Linked DNA regions of Homo sapiens: region 1 is linked to region 2. Evidence: chromatin contacts called from ENCODE Hi-C or POLR2A ChIA-PET data. All regions are on one chromosome and are shown on one strand. The core of a region is the stretch at or near the end of the contact, and the rest is flanking DNA. Distances in the headings are between cores, read along the strand shown.

Region 1 (3,213 bases), core at 156-2,655, 110 kb after region 2:
TCCTCCCATGTTGGCCTCACAGTGTGCTGGGGTTACAGACATGAGCCACTGTGCCCAGCCTACGTTTTCTCTGCTTTTATTTCTCAAGTTTGACAGTGAAACTCAGCAAATTAGATTACAAGCATATAATCATTACTAGGGAGGTTCTTGGATTTCAGGTCCGAGGACTGTTAGGCAAATGCTGTTTTTACTACCAAAAAAAAAAAAAAATCACATTAAAAAAAAAAAGATATATGGTATTGCTAATAAAGGGGAAGCTGCCGAGAACTGCATGAACTGAAGTAGCAGGGACTGCAAACAGCAAAATTTTAATAAAAATAGAGTTATCTGTCATGAGCTATATGTTAAATATTGTTATTATCTGTTTTGAAATGAAAGTATGTAGGAGTCAGGGATTAAAAGTCCTTTAGAACAAGGCTGGGTGTGGTGGCTCACGCCTGTAATCCCAGCACTTTGGGAGGCAGAGGCGGGTAGATCACCTGAGGTCAGGAGTTTGAGACCAACCTGGCCAACATGGTGGAACCCTGTCTCTACTAAAAATACAAAAAAATTTAACTGGGTGTGGTAGCACGTGCCTGCAATCCCACCTACTCAGGAGGCTGAGGCAGGAGAATCGCTTGAACCTGGGAGGCGGAGGTTGCAGTGAGCTGAGATCATGCTACTGTACTCCAGCCTGGGCAACAGAGTGAGACTCTGTCTCAAAAAAAAAAAAAAAAAAAAAAAGTCCTGCAGAGCAAGATTACTTTTTACATTTCTTCAAGTTAATTTGGCTAAAAATACCATACCTTTATGTGTTTAAGATTAGTAGAGGATTAAAAAAAATTATTACTAAGTTGACCAGCCGTAATTTAAAGGTAATTAATATCCTGAAACTAAAATTCCACTGTGATAGAGAAAGAAAAGTGGACCCCAGAATCAAATTGTAGTAATAGGATAACAGAGTCAGTAGCAATAAGGAATGGGCAAAAGAATAAAAAAAAGAAAGAGGAAATGGAAAGGGAAAAAAAGTGCAATCAATTATTTGAAAAACAAATTAATGGGGACAGCTGGAATCAAAGTTCAGGGTGAAATACATAGCCAATTCAAAGAAAGGAAAGAAATGATGTAAAAATTCACTATTAATTCCACTATGAAAATATTAAAAGCAAAGACAAATGCAATGTGGAATATTTAGAAAAAGGAAGTTAGACATAGAGATAAGATAAAAGAATTCAAAGTCAGAGAAGGAATAGGGGAAATAGAAGATAGTGACACTCAAACTCATTACCTATAATGAGCAAAACAGGCTAAGCACAAGTCATCAGGTAGGTCTAGGTTTTCTTACCAAAAAACTGAGACAGTAGCTGAAGGCTTCAGCACCTGGATGTCTCCACGAGTCCTGTCTGGTCCCCACACTTAGCCACAGTGAAGTCATGAAGTATGGCAAGAAAATTTGCTGAGCTTTCTCTTCTTCTGTTCTCTCTCTGTTTCCGGCAATAAGTTAAGTCTTATGCTCTAGACCACTATCTGACCTCACAGGAAGAGTTTCAAAGTGAGTCATTTCTAAATGGCTTAGAAAGGCAAAGCAGGAAAACAGAAGTAGGAGTTTATAATCCTGAGACATTTTCTGCAGCACACAGAGAATGGTTAGAGAGAGGGTACCTCTGTACATAGGGTTCAACTTTATAGGTTTTGTTTAGAAATGAAAAAAAAAAGACTCTATGAGATGTGAGGGTTGGAGTGGGGAGTGGTTGGGGAGGAATGACCTGAATAAACTCATTTAATTAATCTCAAATAACATATCTGAAATGCTTGATATATGTGAAAAACGGTGCCATGTCAAAATCAGGATGAATTAAGCTATATTCTAATCTCCAGAGATTCACAATCGAGTGGGAATATGTACCCATACATATACACACAAAGCTGTAATACAAACTAGGCTATAATAATAGAAGTAACAATAGAAGTAAAATAATAGAACACTCTAGCCAGGGGTATATATAACCCAGGGCAATCTAGGAGAGTCTTAAGATAGAAATAAGATGTGGGCAAGTACTTAATTAAGTACCTGTAGGAATTCTAGAGACAGAAAAAGGTGAAAAGCTGCTTAGGCTATAAGTGGAGCCTAGTCAAAGGCAGGTAGGTGGTAGAGGGCAGGTAGGTGGGGAGGTAGGTGGGAGAGCTTAGTGGTCACTGGAGAACAGGCTGGAGTCTAGGTGCTGTTTCATCAGGAAGGAGTACAGAAGACTGAAGGTAATTCCTGCTTAATGAATACTATGCTGTAAATAATTCTTATATTATTCTTTTAGATATATGCATATACTCTTTTAGATATATGCATATAAAATAAAGTTTATTTGGGTCAAATGTATTTGAACACTGTTGTCTGTGATATAGGCTTCAGTCTATATTAATCAACTTGTCCAAACCATAATATCTGCTCCTCTGCTTGTTTGCAGTCAAGTCACCACGGAATATTTTTGAGGCAGAAAGATCAAAAGAAAAATGCCAAGAGTTGAGTAGTATTTATTAGTTTATTTCCATTGTCATCATCTAATTACAAAAATAGAACATACTTTGTTCTAGAAGAGATAAATTGAAATAATACAGAATTATAATGGGTAAAAAAAATGAAAGATTTTCTTTTCAATTCCACTGCTCGAAGTAACTATTTTTAATAGGTTAGTGTTCATTCTTCCTGATTTTTTTTTTTCTGAATATAGCACACATTTTGTTTGTTGGAGACAGGGCCTCAGTCTGTCGCCCAGGCTGGAGTGCAGTGCCACCATCTTGGCTCACTGCAACCTCTGCCTCCTAGGTTCAAGCAATTCTCCCACCTCATCCTCCTTAGTAGCTGGGACTACAGGCATGTGCCACCACAACCGGCTAATTTTTATATTTTTTCGGTAGAGATGGGGTTTTGCCATGTTGGGCAGGCTGGTCTTGAACTCCTGAGCTCAGGTGATCCACCTGCCTCAGCCTCCCAAAGTGCTGTGATTACCGGTGTGAGCCACCCCACCCGGCCTAACACACATTTTTCTAAAAGGTAGTTTTGAACATAAATGGGATGGTAATTTATGTGTGATTTTATGTCTTGCTTTTTTACTTAACAATATATCAAAACATACTTCCATGTTAGTACATATAATCCTATTGATTATTTTGGGTTTTCTTTCCTCCAATATTTGGAAATATTGAATAATATAGGTATCCAGAAAGCATATAAAATGT
Region 2 (3,513 bases), core at 485-2,984:
TTGGGATTACAGGCTCGAGCCACTGTGCCTGACCTATGGATACTTTTCAATACAGTGTTTCATAATTAAAGGTCTACATTCTTTTAACAGGGCTTCTCCCTAACTTTGGTAACCCTCCAGTGCAGCAGAGCCTAACTCCCTGGAAAAGATTCACCGAGTTCTCTAGGAGGAAAAAGACTACTGAAGCCCCAGGATGCTGTTTATCAAATGGGGTTCTAAAATGGGCTAGGAGGTGTGGTGCTTTATGCCTATAATTACCTTGCTTTAGGAGGCTGAGATGGGAGGATGGCTTGAGGTCAGGAGTTTGAGACCAGCCTGGGGAACATAGCAAGACTTCATCTCTACAAAAAAACTTTAAAAATGAGCCAGGTGTGGTGGTGCCATGCCTGTAGTTCCAGCTACACCGGAGGCTGAGTAGGCAGGATCCCTGAACCCAGGAGTTTGAGGCTGCAGTGAGCCACTACCCTCCAGCCTGGGGAGCAGAGTCAAACCCTGTTCCCTCTTTATCTGCCACCCCCACCCCCCCAAAAAAAGAAAGAAAAAATAACATAGACTAGGCAAATACCCCCGAAAGTGAATGCAAATGTATTTTAGTGTACTCTTGAGGGGCGGTGAGGTGCAAACTCTCTTATCACAGTCTCAAAAAGGAGTACAAGACTCAGAATACAGCCAGATTGGCCTCCGGGCATTGAATGTGGTAGGAAGTGGGGAGGAAGCCACTGCAGAGGAGCCTTAGTGTGGAAACAGCAGGTGTGGTCTGCTTGCAACAGAGGTTCTCCTCCCACTTTTAGGGACGGCTCCTGGTGGAATCACAAAGAGCAAGCTCCTTTCAAGCCTGAGGCCCCAATTCCTTTCAGGCAAGGGGAAGTTAAGAGAAAGGGCAGGTAACATTAGTGCCTGATTAAGGTACTTAAGCAAAATAGCACTACAATCCTCAGAACATGCCATAGTCTGAAGAGACAAAAACTCTTCACCCTCACTTGTATAAGGGGTCACTGTAATATTTTAGCATTTGCCTTTAGCAACTTGAAGAGGAAGAGATGTGAAGTAGCAGCGGCAAAGCTCTCTTAAGTGAAAAAGACTCGTGTATTTTCCTTTTCCATACATTTGACACCACAGGCATTTAACACATTTTTAACATTCAGTGGCTGTTACATACTATACAGTTTTCTAGCTATTATACTTGTAGTAATTCTATGACCTGATGCATATTCTACTATACATACTTCATTTACAAGTGCCACACAATCTTTCTGTGTAGTGAAAAATCAGCTTCCCGGCCGGGCGCGGTGGCTCACGCCTGTAATCCCAGCACTTTGGGAGGCCAAGGCGGGCGGATCACAAGGTCAGGAGATCGAGACCATCCTGGCTAACATGGTGAAACCCCGTCTCTACTAAAAACACAAAAAAATTAGCCGGGCATGGTGACGGGCTCCTGTAGTCCCAGCTACTCGGGAGGCTGAGGCAGGAGAATAGCATGAACCCGGGAGGCGGAGCTTGTAGTGAGCCGAGATTGCGCCATTGCACTCCAGCCTGGGCGACAGAGCGAGACTCTGTCTCAAAGAAAAAAAAAAACAAAAAAAACCCGTCTTCCCTAATTTATGCATTTTTCTTACAAATAACACAAGCTGTTGACCTCTTATTTTTAGCCTCCCAGCTGAATAGGGCAGTTACAGAAATATTTGGATGAGGCGGGCCCAGAAACCAAAGAATTTCTTCCTGTCTGTATCTACCCTGTAGGTTAGCCCCGCCTGCTGGCGTCTTGCTTTTGTAAAAGGCTGCGTAAGCAAGTGCAGACGTGAGTTGCAGATCATCTTGAATCTCCGGAGCGACAAGCTCCATCACTCAAAGCGGATCAAATACTCTGGTCCCTTCTTTGTTCTTCTGTTTCTCTTCTCCTCCTATGGAATTTATCCTCCTGTTGATGCCACCGAGCGATACGACAACATCTTTATCTCCCTCAGCGTCCTGTTTTCCTTCATCCTCTTTGGTTCTTGGTCTGTTTGGCATGGATGTGCACAATCTCATGGGAGTGCAAAATCTCGAGTACTTCTTGCATGATTCAATGCAAATTTATTGCAGCAATACTCTACCTGTTTTTAAAATGTGTGCAACAAGTGTTGACTTCAGTGGCCTGACCCTATAATCCTGTAACTGTTTAAGTGTTCGGACATGGGAAGTTGCTTTGATTACAACCACAATATTCAAAAACTAGATTCCATGTAGATTTATTTATTTTCTTTATTTATTTTTTGGAGACAGGGTCTTTCTCTGTTGCAAAAAGGAGCTGGCTGGAGTGCAGTGTCACGATCTCAGCTCACTGCAGCCTCGACCTGCTGGGCCCAAGTGATCCTCCTGCCTCAGCCTCCTGAGTAGCGGAGACTATAAGCACATGCCACCATGTCCAGCTAATGTTTGTATCATTTGTAGTGACAAGGCTTCACCATGTTGCCCAGGGTGGTCTCGAACTCCTGGGCTCAACTGATCCACCCTGGCCTCCCAACGTGCTAGGATTACAGGCGTGAGCGAACCCCAGGTAAATTTTAAAATCCAGCTTAATTCCAATTACATGTAAGTGGCTGCTTTAAGCTAATGGAAAATAAGCAAGTTTATAATTTTTAAAAAATGAAATTCAAAATTAAGAGATAACCCATGAAATCTTATACCCTGACAAGTGGCCCTTTAAAGGCTGTGGACCTTACCTTGATATTCTCTGGCCTTCTTCCCCTAGATACTATTAATAAACAGCAGCAGACTAACGTAGTGACAACAAGAGTGAATAAGAAAGACAAATGGCCTGAAAAATCCACAAGGGGATATAAGTCTGGGTTCGTTTATTTATACAGATCTACTATGTTGCCAAACCCAGTTTATATTCTGAGGATACTATGGTGTGGTAGGAGAACTCCATTTCCTGTTTGCATAGAATTTAAATTCTACTGGGATGAGGCTATGTATTCATTTTTACGTTTTATTTCTTTTTTGTTGTTGTTCTCGAGACAGAGCCTTGCTCTGTCGCTCAGGCTGGAGTGCAATGGTGCAATCTCAGCTCACTGCAACCTCCACCTCCTGGGTTCAAGGGATTCTCCTGCCTCAGCCTCCCGAGCAGCTGGGATTACAGGCGTGCACCACCACGCCCAGCTAATTTTGTATTTTTAGTAGAGATGGGGTTTCTCCATGTTGGTCAGGCTGGTCTCAAACTCCCGACCTCAGGTGATCCACCTGCCTCAGCCTCCCAAAGTGCTGGGATTATAGGTGTGAGCCACCGAGCCTCCGCCCCACCCCCACCACCATTCTTCTTAACGATCTAAATTTAGACTTTCCAAACATACTCGAAGTAGATGTGAGGAGCTTAATCAAATCATCACAGAAACATTCGTCTCTGTAGTGGTAGAAATAGGTACTTGATAAATCAAACTGTCAGTTTCTTCTGTTACCTCATTTATAATTCATAACAATATTTAAAATTTGCTATTGTCATCCTCATTTACACCAAGAAATCTCTAAGTAATT

What was found. A loop is a pair of places that touch in the nucleus more often than their neighbours do. ChIA-PET counts read pairs that join two places held with the same protein, here RNA polymerase II (POLR2A). Pooled maps may share reads with other maps.
Region 1: a loop to region 2 is called in a pooled map, with 2.4 times the contacts of the local background. The contact joins the promoter of C3AR1 here to the enhancer-like site in region 2. A Hi-C loop is called at or near these places in 1 of 168 maps with a recorded cell type or tissue (naive thymus-derived CD4-positive, alpha-beta T cell) and 4 of 50 pooled maps. POLR2A ChIA-PET finds 5 or more read pairs at or near these places in 9 of 52 experiments (CD4-positive, alpha-beta T cell, CD4-positive, alpha-beta memory T cell, IMR-90 and 5 more).

Annotation. Positions count from the first base shown.
Region 1 is chr12:8,064,954-8,068,166 of GRCh38, forward strand. C3AR1 (complement C3a receptor 1) reads right to left here and starts at 1,406. Exons shown (of 2, transcript NM_004054.4): 1 at 1,325-1,406.
Region 2 is chr12:7,959,122-7,962,634 of GRCh38, forward strand. No RefSeq gene overlaps it. Among named protein-coding and RNA genes, the nearest start is that of SLC2A3, 25 kb to the left of the region's middle. RefSeq lists cis regulatory regions at 690-815, 1,588-1,922. Within about 2 kb of position 1,735, at least 34 of the 41 ENCODE cell types and tissues checked have a DNase peak (open chromatin) inside an H3K27ac peak, as active enhancers do; they include CD4-positive, alpha-beta T cell, where a contact is called at or near this core.